2 separate regions of the Homo sapiens genome follow, and region 1 is linked to region 2. The links are chromatin loops, found by intact Hi-C in ENCODE. Cell type or tissue: PC-9. All regions are shown on one strand.

The links. Peaks named below come from ENCODE experiments on the same cell type or tissue, not always from the same donor. Only the 100,000 strongest peaks of a DNase experiment are listed, where the experiment ranks them.
Region 1: a loop joins it to region 2, with 12 times the contacts of the local background. A loop is called at or near these places in 2 of 110 quality-filtered maps.

Annotation. Positions count from the first base shown.
Region 1 is chr22:38,039,237-38,047,236 of GRCh38, reverse strand. It overlaps a transcript of POLR2F not described here. Among named protein-coding and RNA genes, the nearest start is that of POLR2F-AS1, 9.0 kb to the right of the region's middle. RefSeq lists enhancers at 365-1,104, 840-1,341, 4,448-4,947. In PC-9, no CTCF peak of the experiment used is centred here; a DNase peak (open chromatin) is centred at 3,427.
Region 2 is chr22:37,813,603-37,821,602 of GRCh38, reverse strand. GCAT (glycine C-acetyltransferase) reads right to left here. Exons shown (of 9, transcript NM_014291.4): 4 at 7,994-8,000; 5 at 6,323-6,477; 6 at 6,103-6,185; 7 at 5,769-5,940; 8 at 5,282-5,403; 9 at 4,706-5,036. The coding sequence ends at 4,885. Among named protein-coding and RNA genes, the nearest start is that of GALR3, 5.8 kb to the left of the region's middle. RefSeq lists an enhancer at 1,960-2,511 and a silencer at 3,680-3,899. In PC-9, CTCF peaks have their summits at 3,600 and 3,804 (motif pointing left); a DNase peak (open chromatin) is centred at 3,792; H3K4me3 peaks cover 346 bases.

The sequences.
Region 1 (8,000 bases), 230 kb before region 2:
GAACCCCTGGGCTCAAGCGATTTATCTGCCTTGGCCTCCCGAAGTGCTGGGAGCCACCATGCCCAGCCTAAGGAAATTCCTTTCTATCTCCAGTTTGCTAAAACATTTCTATCTTAAGTAGATGTTGACCTTGATTTCCAGTGCCAAGATGATCATATGACTTTTCTCCCTTAATTTATTAATGTGATAAATTCACTAATAGATTTTTCAAATGTTAAATGATCCTTACATTTCTAAGATAAACTCAGTTTGGGCATGATGCATATATCTGTTTGGCTAATCTTTTATTTAGGATTCTCACATCTAATTTCACAAGCAGGGTTGGTCTATGATTTTCCTGTGAGTGCACTTTGTAAAGGGAAAGGAGCCGTCTCAGGTCTCAAGTGTCTGTCTCTGATGATCTGCCCACCTCGGCTTCCCTCTCTCCCGGTCTCTGTCTCTTTCTCAGGGTCTCTATCTGTCCCTCCCCATACACACTGCTTTGGCTTGAGGGTGGTTGGCCAAGGGGGTGCCCTCTCAGGGGACAGAGAGTGGGAGGCTCCCCCAGGCCTCCGAGGGAGCCTCAGGGGTTGGGAGCTAGAGAGCCTGGGACCAGCCAAGCAGCCATTGCTCCTCAGCCCCTCGCTGAAAAGCGAGGCTCTGTTCTTCTCAGCCCCACACACTCAGCCCTCAGAGGAAGTGGCTAAAAAGGAGCTGGGGTCAGGGGTTAATGACCCCATTGTGCCCAGGGCTGACGGATGGCCCTGCTTGTCAGGGACACCCCTTCATCCTTGGAGGGAGGGGCCCCGCTGGCCTTTGATAACCATTGGGGGCCACCTTCCTGCTGGGGGGTGCCAGGCTAGCCTCTTTGGTGGGGTCTGGTCTGCTGAGGCCCTGGCATGCAGCCCTCCGCCCCCTCTCTACACCCACCCCATTCTCTACATGGGGCTACAGGGAGCCACGGAGGGGGCTGCTGACCGAGGGAACTGCCCATGGCCCTCAACCATCAATCTTGGGCGCCTGGCACAGGCCTGGGCCACGCCAGCCCTGTCCATCTTCTGGACAATTGTACCCTCAGAAGTGACCTGGCGAAGCCCAGCTCTCCCACATTTTGGATGGGGAAACCGAAGGGGTGGCTTGGGCAGGAACATGACCAGGAATAGAACCAGGTCGTGTGACGTCCTGCCCAGATGTGCCAGGATGGGGCCAGCACGGGGACATGGAGGCAAAGCAGACACAGTCTCTCCCTCGAGGGACTCACAGGCTGGAAGTGGAGGATCAGCATGTCAACCAAAAATTATAACGGAGGAATAGGGGGTACCAGAAAAGGGAACCCCAGCCGAGCCAGCAAGCCAGGGAGGCTTCCAGGAGGAGAAGATGCTGGGGCTGATTATTTTTTCTTTTTCTTTTTTTTTTTGAGACAGAGTCTCGTTCTGTCACCCAGGCTGCAGTGCAGTGGCACAATCTCAGCTCACTGCAACCTCTGCCTCCTGGGTTCCAGCGATTCTCCTGCCTCCAGCCTCCTACGTAGCTACCACCACGCCCGGCCAATTTTTTGTATTTTTAGTAGAGACGGGTTTCACCATGTTGGCCAGGCTGGTCTCAAACTCCTGACCTCAGATGATCTGCCCACCTCAGCCTCCCAAAGTGCTGGGATTACAGGCATGAGCCACCGTGTCTGGCCTTATTTTTTATTATTTATTTATTTTTGAGAAAAAGTCTTGCTCTGTCTCCCATACTGGAGTTCAGTGGCACAATATCGGCTCACTACAGGCTTGACCTCCCAGGCTCAAGCAATCTTCCCACTTCAACCCCCCAAGTAGCTGAGACCACAGGTGTGTGCCACCACACCCAGTTAATTTTTTAATTTTTTTGGAGAGATGAGGTCTCACTACATTGCCCAGGCTGGTCTCAAACTCTTAGGCTCAAGCAATCTTCCTGTGGGGCTGATTCTTAAAGGGGGAGTAGAAGTTAGACCAAAGTAGATGGGGACAGCAGGGAAAGGTATTCCAGGCAGAGGGAACAGCATATGCAAAGGCATAGACTAAAACCAGCTGTGAGAATCACAGCAGTTCAGCAGTGAGGGAGGAGGCTAAGGAGGCCAGCAGAGGCCAGGTTTTCCAGGGCCTCACATATCGTGTTAAGAAGTAAGATGTTGGCCAGGCCCGGTGGCTCACGCCTGTAATCCCAGCACTTCGGCAGGCCAAGGCAGGCAGATCACCTGAGGTCAGGAGTTCGAGACCAGCCTGGCCAACATAGTGAAACCCTGTCTCTACTGAAAATACAAAAATTAGCTGGGCATGATGGCATGGGCCTGTAATCCCAGCTACTCAGGAGGCTGAGGCAAGAGAATCGCTTGAACCCGGGAAGCAGAGGTTGCAGTAAGCCGAGATCGCGCCACTGCACTCCAGCCTGGGCGTCACAGCGAAACTCTGTCTCAAAAAAAAAAAAAGGGCTGGGCACGGTGGCTCACGCCTATAATCTCAGCACTTTGGGAGGCCGAGGCAGGCGGATCACAAGGTCAAGAGATCGAGACCATCCTGGCCAACATGGTGAAACCCCGTCTCTACTAAAAATACAAAAGTTAGCTGGGCATGGCGGCAGGCGCCTGTAATCCCAGCTACTTGGGAGGCTGAGGCAGGAGAATCACTTGAACACGGGAAGCGGAGGTTGCAGTGAGCCAAGATCGTGCCACTGTACTCCAGCCTGGCAGCAGAGTGAGACCTCAGCCTCAAAAAAAAAAAAAAAAAAAAAAAAAAAGAAGTAAGATGTTAAGATGTTTAGACTCGGCAGTTAGTTTGTTACTTGTGTGGCATTGACCATTGACCCTTCAAACACACTTGTGGCCCTAAGTTCCTCCTGGTGCTACAAAAAAAAAAAATCCTCATAGGCATCATTTTTAGTGGCTGTGTCATATTCTGTCTCAGGATTGTGCTATGATGCACTTTACCAATCCTCTACTGGTTTGTGTTTTGTTTTTGTTTTTTTGAGACAGAGTCCTGCTCTCTGACCCAGGCTGGAGTGCAGTGGTATGATCTTGGCTCACTGCAACCTCCGCCTAACGGGTTCAAGCGAATTTTGTGCCTCAGCCTCCCTAGTAGCTGGGATTACAGGCACCCGCCACCACGCCCGGCTAATTTTTGTATTTTTAGTAGAGACGGGGTTTCACCATGTTGGCCAGGCTGGTCTTGAACTCATGACCTCAGGTGATCCGGCCGCCTCGGCCTCCCAAAGTGCTGGGATTGCAGGCATGAGCCACTGCGCCTGGCCGTAATCCTCTACTGTTGATTAAGGTTGTGGCCAGTTATTCACAATTAGACACATCGCAATACAGATCTTTGGGCATGAATCTTTATTTATACCTAATTTGCTTTAACAAAGTGTCATACAAATGTAGCTTCCATTTGCATGAAGTCATCACAGCCACCAAACCAGCAGAGCATCCGCGTGTCCTTCAACAAGCGCCCCATAGGTGTCACGTCTGTGTTATACAGTGGCTCTAGGGCCTCCCTTGAAATTTGGCTGCAAATGTTATCGACAAAACCAACTTACCACCTGTCTTCTCTCTTCCTGGGCCCTCTCTCCTCCCATGCATCTTTCTAATTCACCTCCAGCCTAGGAAATGGAAGCACCCAAGGCATCAGGACTGTGTCAAAAGGAAGAATAAATGGACTTCGAGTGGGTCAATGAGGCACAGGAGGGGCTCGCTCAGGTCGAAGTGCCTGATTTGGGTCCAGGGTCGGGGGAACTCTCCCCAGCCCCAATGGGAGTGTGTGTGCATAGGGGTAGTGGTGGAGAGATGGCGCCCTGTGGGTAATTAGGGGAAAGTGCTTTGAATCTGCCCAGAGCATACAGGCATAAGGGCAAACTGACTAAGGCCCTACTGTGTGCTGAGCCTGGTGGAGTGGAGGGCAGTGACAGGTACAGCCTGGGTGGGAGAGGAAGGTGCAGTCCTCAGCTGAGGGATGGGGCTGGGGGCCTGGGGAAGCACCGGGAGCTACCTAGCCTCTCTCAGTTCTCCTCAGTATCCACACCAGGTGCGCTGATGACAAGTTGCCCAGGACCAGGCAGGGGCACCTCTGAAAAGCTGTAAATAAACCCACAGAGGACAGGCCCCTTGCTCCCCAGGCCAGGGGCACATGGCCAGCACTCGGAGCTCTCAGAAGAGAAAGAACAACCCTGTTTCAGACGGGACCTTCCACACAGCCCAGCAGTGGCATGTGGGCCCTCACCCAGCACCACCCACCCTTTCTGGTCCCCAAGGCTTCCTTCTTCTGGGACCTTCAGTAGAGACAGTAAACCCCCTGAAGCCCTACACTCCTGACACCCCTCCTCTATTGCAGAGAGGAGAGGCCATTGGACAGGGCCCCTTGGCCTCCCCTCCGGCCACCAGCTTTGCAGCTCTCAGTCCTCACCCCACCTGCTGCCCGCCTGGGAGTGGGGGGCCCCCACCCAGCTCTAGAACCCTCCATCTCTGCAGGAGCCCCTCTCCCACTGGCCCAGCCCTCTTCTGTGTGGTCAGCAGCTCTTCTCCCCTCTACCCATTCCTTCCTCTCAGCCCAGAAAATAAGAACAGCTATTGCTCTACTCCTTCTCCCTTCCCAGCCCAGCTTCCCCAAAGAACTGTCTACTAGCTGTCTGCACTTCCTTCCCTCCTGAATGCTTGTGACCCTGCTCTGGAGAAGGTGCCATGGCATGGGAAGGCACTCTCCCAAACCCTCTCCTCCTCGTCTCTCCAGGCCACTTTGCTGGCCACCCCACCCTCCTGGACAGTGCGGCTCCTTCTCTGACCCCTCCAGGTGGGTGGGGCAGGCCTGCAGACTTCTTCCTTCCTCTTTTCATTCTCCCACTGGCTCACACCCAGGGGGTCCCTGGAGCCTCTTCACAGTGCCCATCCTGGCACAGGCCATGGGTCAGTCACAGCCCCTGGGCACCTGGGCACCAGGGCACCCTGGGCCTCCCGGCCTCAGTTGGGTTGTGGAGGGAGGAGCCAAGTGTGACCATCACAGAGATCCTCCGGGGCCTCCAGCCCATGACCTGCAGGGACCAGGAGGACCCGGAGGAAGGCAGCCACTGTGTGCTCCTGGACCCAAGCAGACACCAGGGTTCCTCTAGGAGGGGCTGGGGCACCAAACTTCTGGGTGATCTGCTGGCTGGGCCCTCGTTCCTCCAGGAAGAGCAGTTGAGACACTATCCTACCCCATCCTTCCCCAACTCCTCCCCAAAGTCATATGCAGCAAGCCTCCAAAAATTGGTGGTTGGGGTTTACTGCTTCCTGAGGTGGAGTAATCTCCACCCAGGGGCAAAAATGTCCAAGTACAAATATTCTCTTTCTCTCTCTCTTGCTTTTTGATAACAGCTTTATTGAGGTGAAATTCAAATACCATACAATTCATACAGTTAGAGCATACAGTTCAGTGGGTTTTCACATGTTCACAGAGTTGTGCAATATTTTCACAGTCATTTTAGAATATTTTCATCACCCAAAAAAGAAAGCCTGTGCCCGTTAGCCATGATCCTTCCCAGCCCCCAGCCCCAGCCCACCACTCACCCACATTCCTTTCTCTACAGATTTGCCTATTCCAATATTGCAGACTTAATGTCTCTTGCCTCAGTTTCCCCAACTATAAAATGGGGGTGATAATGGTACCTCCAATTTGATAATGGTTGGGAGGGTTCAATGAGTTAACGTAAGGATGCAGGATGAGGTCTGTACAGAGTCAAGGCTATGTAACGTCTACTGTCGTTATTACTTGACCTTGGCTAGGTGTCCGGGGGCTGGAGCTTTTCCACCGCCCACAAGCCTTCCACTTGCCCCATGAGCTCATTCCGCCCTCCCCTCCATCCCCCGCCTGGATCCTCTCCTAGACTCCAGACATCCCAACAGTCCCTCCCCAAGCCTGTCTGTCCTGCTGTGTCCCTCACTCAGGAGATGGAATGACCTTCCACCTGGTCACCTGGGCCAGAAACTGAGGGGTGTCCTGGAAACCTCCCTCCCCCTGTGCCTGCCCCCGCCATCTGGTCCATCAGTCTAGACCGTGTCCTCACATCCCTTCCCTGGCGGCCGCCTTGACCAGTCCCCACCACCAGCACTAGTCACCAGCCTGGCTCTGGCATTCCATGTACTTCCGTCCACCATGCATTGTTCACGGGGCTTCAGGCGAGTCACTCCTCTCTGAGCCGCCGCCTCCTGGAAAATAACACAGGGATAACTACGGTGCCGTCTTCCTTCACTGTGTTGAGGATGACATGAATGAAATACATGAAGAACTTCAGCCTTTGATCAACGTCACTGTTGTCATCATTATTCTCTCTCCTCTGGCTGACTTGACCACTCCTGTCCAGGGTCCTTGCCCCCATGTTCCCCTTGGCACATCCTCCACACGTTTTATAAAAGCTGCCATTACAGAGCGCTGACCGTGTGCAGGACAGCAAGCCCAAACTGCCATGCTCCCTTCACCATCACAACATGCCCACCAGGCAGGTGCCAGTGCCCTCGTTCACAAAGGAGGAAACTGAAGCTGAAGGACCCCCACAGGAGTTAACCATTGCCTCTGGATACACCGCTGGCATCTGTGTATTGATTCAAAGCATTTACTGAACATCTACTGTGTGCTGGCACTGAGCTAGGTGCTAGGAAAACAGTAATGAACCAGACTGGCATATGGTCAGGCCATATGGTGACAACCTTTCTAGAACACAAATCTGACTCCCTTGAAATCCTACAGTGACCACCCCACTGCCCTCAGGATCTAGTCCCCAGACCTTCCCAGGCCACCCTTGGTCCTCAGGAGCTCCCTGCTGACCTCTGTAGCCACTTTGCTGACTGCTCTTCCCCCTGCTGCCTCTCCCACCACCCCTGCCAGGCCCTCTGCTCCAGCCCATGGCCTGGGGTGCCTCTCCCCACCAGTTTTGCCATTCACATCTGCTTTCCTACCCTTTTCTCAATTTCTTTTTTTTTTTTTTTTTTTTTTTGAGACAGGGTCTCACTGGCCCCCAGGCTGGGGTGCCATGGTGTGATCTCGGCTCACTGCAGCTTTGACCTCACAGGTTCAAGTGATCCTCTGGCCTCAGCCTTCGAAGTAGCTGGGACCACTGGGACCACAGGCATACACCACCATGATTAGCTAATTTTTTAATCTTTTTGTAGAGACAGAGTCTCCCTATGTTGCCCAAGCTGGTCTCCAACTCCTTGGCCTCAAGTGATCCTCCCACCTCACCCTACTAAAGTGCTGGGACTACAGGTGTGAGCCACCACACCTGACTCCATTTCTCATTTTCATTGCCTGCAGAACTTTTACTGTCTCTTGAGACTTTATTCACAGTCACCTCCTCCAGGAAGCCTTCCTTTCCCAACTTCAGGTTAGGCGCTCCTGGGTAGCCCAGGCCCCCTCTTGCAGCACAGGGGCTCTTCACTGATTTGCCTGTCTTCCTTGAGGGCCGCCAGGGTCTCGCTGAACTCAATGGCCCTCGCCCTGCCCCTGCCCGCCACCCCGTCCAGTTCCGGGTGCTCGGGTTTCCTCTCTGGGTGTCTGTGCGCGGCTGGAATGCCAAGGTTCTTCGCCAGCAGTGCCTTTGCTTCCTTTGCGCCTCTGTGGAGGCAGGGCTGGTGCAGGGGTGGAAGGGGTGCCTCTTGGGAGCAGCTGCGTACAACCTGCCAGGGCTCTGGCTCCTGGGCCTGGGTGAACTGCCCAGGTCTCCATCCTTCCCCTCCCCCGGGCACCGGCTCTCACAAGGCGGGGGTGGCTGCCCTGGGAAGAGAGGATCTGCCCTGGAGTCAACTGGATGAGCGCCCAGTCCTGGCTGTGGAGCCTCTCTGTGCCTCAGTTTCCTCATCTGAAAATGGCATCATCAGCCGTCCCCACCCACCTTGCAGGGCTGTGAGGGGACGTGGGCAGGGACAGTGGACAGAAATTGTGTCCCCGGACGGCAGACTCTTCATTCTCTCGCTGGCTTCCTGACATTCCTATCTAGGACAAGTTGTGTTTCAGTTTCCAAAAATTCCGGTACATTTGGTTTTA
Region 2 (8,000 bases):
GCCAAGATGATGAAACCCCATGTCTACTAAAAATACAAAAATTAGCTGGGTGTGGTGGCGGGCACCTGTAATCCCAGCTGCTCGGGAGGCTGAGGCAGAGAATTGCTTGAAGCCAGGGGTTGGAGGTTGCAGTGAGCCAAGATCGTGCCACTGCACTCCAGCCTGGGCGACAGAGCGAGATTCCGTCTCAAAAAAAAAAAAAAAAAAAAAAAAAAAAAGGATTCCTAGTCTTGACTGGGGTTTCCTGGAGTGGGAAACCAGGACTTGAGTCTCCTTTCGGCAGACTCCAGAGACTCCTCCCTCAGGCTCTGCAAATCCTGAGATCCTTCTCCGGAAGCTCTTTCCAGAGCCTTAGTCCAGCTGGAGCCCAGATGGTTTAGGTACCTGTCCAAAAAGTCTGGCTTTACCTGATAGCAACGGGGAACTACTAAGATTCTACAGCAGAGACATGACCCGCACATTTTCTTTCTTTCTTTCTTTTTTTCCCCCCACATTATCTTTTGTAAAAAGTTTGTTATGGGCCAGGCGCAGCGGCTCACACCTGTAATCCTAGCACTTTGGGAGGCTGAGGTGGGCGGATCATCTGAGGTCAAGAGTTCGAGACCAGACTGGCCAACATGGCAAAACCCTGCCTCTACTAAAAATACAAAAATTAGCTGGGCATGGTGGCTCACACCTATAATCCCAGCTACTCAGGAGGCTGAGGCACGAGAATCGCTTGAACCTGGGAGGTGGTGGTTGCAGTGAGCCGAGATCGCTCGCACTCCAGACTGGGCAACAGAGCGACTCTGTCTCAAAAAAAAAAAAAAAAAAAAGTCTATTATTGCCCGGGGTGAAAAGGATGGACAGAGTGGGAGAGATTTGATGAGTGACCTGTTAGGAGCCTCTCGTCTAGGCAAGAGCCAAAGAGGAGAATAGGTCTTGGTGAACGGCTGTGTGATTTGGTCATGGAGTTCTGTCCTGAACTGTGTGGAGGAGGGGCCACATGGCCAAATGCCTCCAGAGGGTTAGGGAGGCTAGCACCTGGGGAGCAAGGTACACTGGATTCAGCAATGAGGAGGCTGCTGGTAAACTGGACAGGTGTTTTGAGGGCAAAAGGCAGTCTGCAGTGAGTTAAGGAAGGGAGGGGAGAGGTGGAGGGGCTGAGTGTAGTGTTTTTAGAAGCTGGGGCTGGGGTTGGGGAGCATCAAGGGGAAGTGCGTAAGGGGAGAGAAAACAGTGTGAGGGGCGCTGATGGAGCCAGGACTCGCATCCCAGGCCGGAGGAGCTGGGGTAGATGCTCAGAACTAGCTCCTTAAGGCCAGGCGTGGTGGCTCATGTCTGTAATCCTAGCACTTTGGGAGGCCAAGGCAGTTGGATCACTTGAGGTCAGGAGTTCAAGACCAGCCTGGCCAACATGGTGAAACCCATCTCTACTAAAAATTAGCCAGGTATGGTGGTGCACACCTGTAATCCCAGCTACTTGGGAGACCGAGGCAGGAGAATGGCTTGAGCCCGGGAGGCGGAGGTTGCAGTGAGCGGAGACTGTGCCACTGCACTCCAGCCTGGGCAACAGAGCAAGACTCAAAAAAAAAAAAAAAGAAAAGAAAAGAACCAGCTCCTCAAAGGCCCCGGGGTTTTCACGAGGGCTCAGAGGTGCCTCTATAGAGCCTGATGTCACCTTCTTTAGATGCAGAAATTCCTCAATTTTTGGAAGCAGAGTCTCACGGAATTGAAACTATTAGGAATCTAATCTAGACTTGCCAAACCTGAATTCAGAAGCTTCAGAATTGAATTAATATATATATATATTTTTGAGACAGTCTCGCTCTGTTGCCCAGGCTGGAGTACAGTGGTGCGATCTCAGCTCACTGCAAGTGCAAGCTCCGCCTCCCAGGTTCACGCCATTCTCCCACCTCAGCCTCCCGAGTAGTTGGGACTACAGGCGCCCACCACACCCGGCTAATGTTTTGTTTTTGTATTTTTAGTAGAGACGGGGTTTCACCGTTTTAGCCAGGATGGTCTCGATCTCCTGACCTCGTGATCCGCCCGCCTCGGCCTCCCAAAGTGCTGGGATTACAGGCATGAGCCACCGCGCCCGGCCAGAATTGAATTAATTCTGAATTGAATTCAGAATTGAATTGCGCAAAGGAATTGTAGACTCTTATGATCCCTGAATGGCGAGACTCAGCTTGGTGGGATTTTAGAAACTTTGACAGACCTGCAACCACTGCGTGAAAGTAACGCACCCTTAGACTCCCAGAAGCCTGGACGAATGTGCATGCCTGAACCCTGGAACGGGCTGGAAAGCATCTGAGATTCATGACTTCGCACTCCTGGCCCTTGGGAGCCCCCTGCCCACAAGGTCCTTCTTGGCCTAGGGCGATGAGCTCCCAGCAGCGGCAAGGCTAAGCTGATATGAGAGCGGAGGTGGAGGGAAGGAGGAAGGAACAGGCGGCCATAAAGAGCGCGGCCGTGAGCCTAGACCTTGGGTGCGCCCGGTGCCACCTCCATCCACTCCTACTGCCGCTTCTGGTAGCCCGCGGCCCTGAACCCCGTGCGCGACGCAGAGAACAAGGACATTGCGCCCTTGGGGCGGTCCTCAGAGCCTCTGATTCTGCAGAACGCAGACTTGCAGCTGGTCCACGGCCGGCCCTCCCGCCCCGCGTGGCCCTACAGCTTGTCGTGGGCGGCCGGCGACTACCGGTAGGCGCCCAAGCCGAAACACGTGCACCCAGAGCGGCTGCTGCGCCTCCTACAGACACCTTCTGGATGACTGCGGAAGAAGCGCGGCGGCGGACCCGGGCTGGTGCAGCAGGACACGCTGAGCCGCGGGTTGGCCAACGGCGTGGAGCCCTACCGCGATCGGCTAGCCCAGGGGGTCGCGGCGCTGCCAGCGCAGCAGGGCAACGCCAGCGGCGGCTCCTGGGAGCCACAGGGGCGGCGACGCACTTTCTGCGCCGCTGTCTGGATCTCGCCTCGTGCCGCCTCACGTCGGTCTGGGTGGACCTGGGCCCTCTGTTCTGGCCCCGCCGGGTGCAGCACACCGACTGCCACACGTCACCCCGCAGCTGCCCGTGGCGCTTAACATGAGCTGCTGGCTAGAGCAGACCATGCTCATCCAGCTGCTGGCTCGACATTACTGGTTGAGCCCTTGTGCACATCCCCTGCAGCAGCGCGCCTGGTGCCACGTGCCCTAGCCGGTGGTGGTGGGCTGCAAATGTTCCTGCCGCTAATGTGGCCACAGCTACCCCAGCCAGGCTGCCTTCCACCCTCACACCGACCCCCCACACCCCCCCTCCCCCAGCTCCTGGACCCCAGCAGCAAGGTCCTCCGGATCGCAGGCTGGGATTCCCTGAATCCCAGCTTTCAGATCCTGCAGGGCTGGGCCAGAGCCCAGCTCATATTACATTGTTCATCCCAAGATAACAGGCAAATGGGTGGGCTGGAGGTGCAGGACGTCAGAGAGAGACGTAGGGCTAGTTTCATGTCGTTAATGATAAAGGGCCTTTTCGTCCTCTGTCCCAAGCAAACTAAGAGCTTCCCAAGGTCACACCACGCTGAGGGTGGAGCTGCGGGGACCCCACTCCCCACCCCACAAGGGGTCCACAAGGTCGCCAGGGAGAGACCGCCCTCCTCCCGCAGGCCCCTCCAACAGGAAAGCGGCGAGCCGTTGTGGGGCACAAGGGAGGATGGGGCCTTGGCAGCAGCAAATCGCCTCTCCTGGCCTTGACTGCTGGGCAGCCTGAACAGCCGCGGCCCAAGGCCCCCAGTCTGGAGGGGCGGGGCGAGCCGGCGGCCGCGGCCCGTGCTCGCAGCACCCCCTGGTGGCTGATCATCGTAGGCCTTGGAATGAGCGAGATGGAAGGACCTCAGACCTCAAGGCATAGTGGCAGGAGGACTGAGGCACACACAGGGACTGGAGCTTGCCGAAAGCCAGAGTAAGGCAGGGAGAGAGTGGGCGCGAACACAGGGTTCCAGACTGTCTGGAGCTTCCCCAGGGGTGATCCTCATTCTTTTCTTTTGGGCCTGAATCCTCTGCCTCTCCTTCCAAACATGGACACCCAGCCTCCTCCTATCTGGGCAGCTACAGGACATCTTCCAGTGGGGAGAAGGAAGAAGCTAGACTCTAAGACTAGACTCAGGGGCTGCAGAGTAGCGGGCAGTGGCAGGGTAAAAGGCCTGTGGGGCTAGTTCTCAGCAGCCCTCCACAGCAGCACAGAAACTACCCGAGACAAACGGTGGACTGGGCCTATCTCCCAAAGGCCTGGGTGCCAGCTTTTTTTTTTTTTTTTTTTTGAGACAGACTTCTGCTCTTGTTGCTCAGGCTGGAGTGCAATGGCATGATCTCGGCTCACCGCAACCTCCACCTCCCGGGTTCAAGCGATTCTCCTGCCTCAGCCTCCTGAGCAGCTGGGATTACAGGCATACGCCACCACGCCTGGCTAATTTCGTATTTTTAGTAGAGACGGGGTTTCTCCATGTTGGTCAGGCTGGTCTCAAACTCCCGACCTCAGGTGATCCGCCTACCTTGGCCTCCCAAAGTGCTGGGATTACAGGCCTGAGCCACCGTGCCCGGCCACTGGGTCCCATCTTAATCTAGGGAAAGAGGTCAGTGGAGATCTGCAGTCCTCAGGCGCCTCCCCTCAGAGCCCTGGCTCCTGCCTGATTCTTCAACCGGCCACAGGACTGGGCCTGCCCAGAGACAATAAAGCAGACCAGAGTGTCACAGCCAATTTTCACACTGTTGTTTCACATTCTCACAGCCCTCAGCACAGGTCACGTCCCAGCCCAGCTCTGGGACTTTGGTTCAGGGCTCAGAGCCTCTGGTCTGGGCTGATCGAAAACCTCCTTTGACCCTGTGGCAGTAGGCGGACCTTGGCTCTTCTCGTCCTTACCCAGAGCTCAGGGCAGTGCCCCGTGCAGTCGCCCCACTTCCACGAAGGCCTCCACGCAGCGGTCAATGTCTTCCTCGCTATGCACTGCTGAGATCTGTACCCGGATCCGGGCCTTGCCCTTGGGGACCACGGGGTAGCTGAACCCGATGACAAAGATGCCTGGGAGGGTAGAAAGCAAGGGCGTGCCAGAACCAACAGGCTTGGGGGCAGAACACAGAGGGCAAGGGAACTGCCCCAGGTCTCAGATTCGGGACTGCCTCATGGCTTGGGGTGTTCAAGCTTAGACAGACAGCTGGCCTAAGAGGCCGCAGCGTGGCTGGGTACGGGGCTGGGTCACAGTCTAGGGGTTTCCCTTTCTCTTCTCTCAGGACCCACCACCAGTTCCCTTGTCTCAGCACCCTTACCTCTCTTCAGCATGTCATCCGCCATGCGAGAGGCCAGCCGGGCATCACCCAGCATCACAGGGCAGATGGGGTGACTGGCTCCCGAGATAGTGAAGCCAGCAGCTTCCATCTTACTACGGAACCTGTGGGCACAAGGTGTCACAGGTAGCTAAGGGGCCGTGGAGCATTCACACCCGCTCCTTGCAGGGACCAGGCCCGAGGTCTATGCCCAAGTCTGCAAGAAGGATCAACAAAGACAGTTACAAGCTCTAAGAGGCAGAGGGGAGCCAGGCAGGGGGCAGGGAGAACAACAAGGGAGGTGGAAAGACAGGAGGGATAAGAAGGAGACACAGAAGCTAGAGGGGAGAGGCAGGGACAGAGAGAAGGGAGGGGAACAGGCAGAAGCAGACCCGGTGGGCACAGAGCTGTCTGTGGGCCTGGGCAGACACATGAGGCTGGCTCTCACCACGTCTCTCCGCCCCCGAGCCTGCCCTGCTGGGAGTCGCACCTCTGGGTCTTGGCAGCCATAGACTGGACAATGGTGTTACTCCCCATCAGCAGATCTAGGGCCTTGGAGGCGCAGCCAACGACAGCAGGTGGCAGACTGTTGGAGAAGAGGTATGGCCGGGCGCGCTGCCGCAGCAGGGACACCAGGGGCCCAGGCCCTGTCGTGTAGCCCCCTGAGAAGAAGGGAAGAGGTGGGGGGAGGGGTTGGTCAGGGGCCAGAGCCTACCCAACCCCCTCCTGAAAGTACAGTCCATGCTGCCCTCCCCACTTCCCTGAGCCCCTCCAGGGCCCTTCAAAAGGACAAGGGGACCCCAGGGACACAACCTTGCAGGTACCTGATGCTCCACCCAGGGCCTTCCCCAGGGTGGAGTTGATGATGGTGACCTGGTCCATCACACCCAGCAGCTCATCTGTGCCCCTGCAAGGGAAGCCACCGCTGCTGTCACTGGCCTCCTGAGAGCCCAGGGATTATGGATCATGCTGGGGACTGGCCTCCTCGTTTCCCAGCCACCCTCAGAAGCCCCACCCCAGGCCTCAGGTGCCACATGGTCCCACCGTCCTGTGGGCCCCAGGAAGCCAGTGGCATGGCATTCATCCATGAAGACCAGGGCACCATATCTAGAGGCGAGGCAGCAGATCTCCTGCAGGGGTGCGATGTCGCCATCCATGGAAAAGGCCCCATCAGTGGCCACCAGGCGCAGCCGATGCTTCTGCAGGAAAGACATGAGCAGATGGTGGGTGGTGTCAAGTTGGGCCAAACCACCCGTCTCTTGTGCTGCTTGGAGCTCTGAGAGCTCATCCTGCCCAGTGCCCAGCACAGAGGTGGGCACAGAGGTACCACCATCTTGGGGGCTGGAACATCCTCTCCCTCATCTGTGCCTCTCAGCGTCACCCATCTCCACCCTGAGCTCTGGACAGTGAGAATGGGCTCACATCTCAGTCTCCTGTGTAAGGTCCCAGAGGGCAGGCTAGGCTGGGACCAGGTCTCACCAACATGTACATTCTATCCTTATGCCTAGCAAGGGCCTGCCACACAGAAGGTGCTTGCTAATACTCAAGGCAGGCCGGGCACAGTGGCTCACACCTGTAATCCCAGGACTTTGGGAGCTTACGGGTTCGAGACCCACCTGGGCAACATAGTGAGACCCTGTCTCTACTAAAAATTTTAAAAACTGGCTGGGTATGGTGGCTCATGCCTGTAACTTTGGGAGCCCAGGAGTTCAAGACTAGCCTGAGCATTATAGTGAGACCCTGTCTCAAAAACAAACAAACAGGCTGGGTGCGGTGGCTCATGCCTGTAATCCCAACACTTTGGGAGGCTGAGACAGGTAGATCACCTGAGGTCAGGAGTTCGAAACCAGCCTGGCCAACATGGCTAAACCCCATCTCTACTAAAAATAGAAAATTAGCTGAGCACGGTGGTGTGTGCCTGTAATCCCAGCTACTCCAGAGGCTGAGGCAGGAGAATCAATTGAACCTGGGAGGCAGAGGTTTCAGTGAGCTGAGATCACGCCATTGCACTCCAGCCTGGGCAAAAAGAGTGAAATTCCATCTAAAAAACAAATAAATAAAAAACTGGGTGTGGTGGGCACCGGTAGTCCCAGCTACTCAGGAGACTGAGGTGGGAGGATCGCTCGAGTCCAGAAGATTGAGGCTGCAGTGAGCTATGACTGCACCATTGCAATACAGCCTGGGCAACAGAGTGAGACTGTCACACATACACAGGGAAAAACCTCAAGGCACCATGGCACAATGGAATAATGCTCTGGTGCCAGGCACAGTGGCTCACGTCTATAATCCCAGCACTTTGGGAGGCCTAGGTGGGTGAAATCAACTGAGGTCAGGAGTTCGAGACCAGCCTGGACAACATGATGAAACCCCGTCTTTACTAAAAATACAAAAATTAGCCAGGTGGGGTGGCGGATGCCTGTAATCCCAGCTACTTGGGAGGCTGAGGCAGGAGAATCACTTGAACCCAGGAGGTGGAGGTTGCAGTGAGCCGAGATCACACCACTATACTCCAGCCTTGGCGACAGAGTGAAACTCTGTCTCAGGGAAAAAAAAAAAAGAATAATGCTCTGGGTGTGAGGGATCTGGGTTCACATCTTGGACAAATCTCTGCTGTTTCAAACTTTCAGGCTATCTCTGTGAGTGAGGAGTTGGCCTCTCTAAGCCTCACTTCCTTCCCCAGGCGGAGGCTGAGGGTGGACCCAGGCGTCGCCCCACCTGGGCC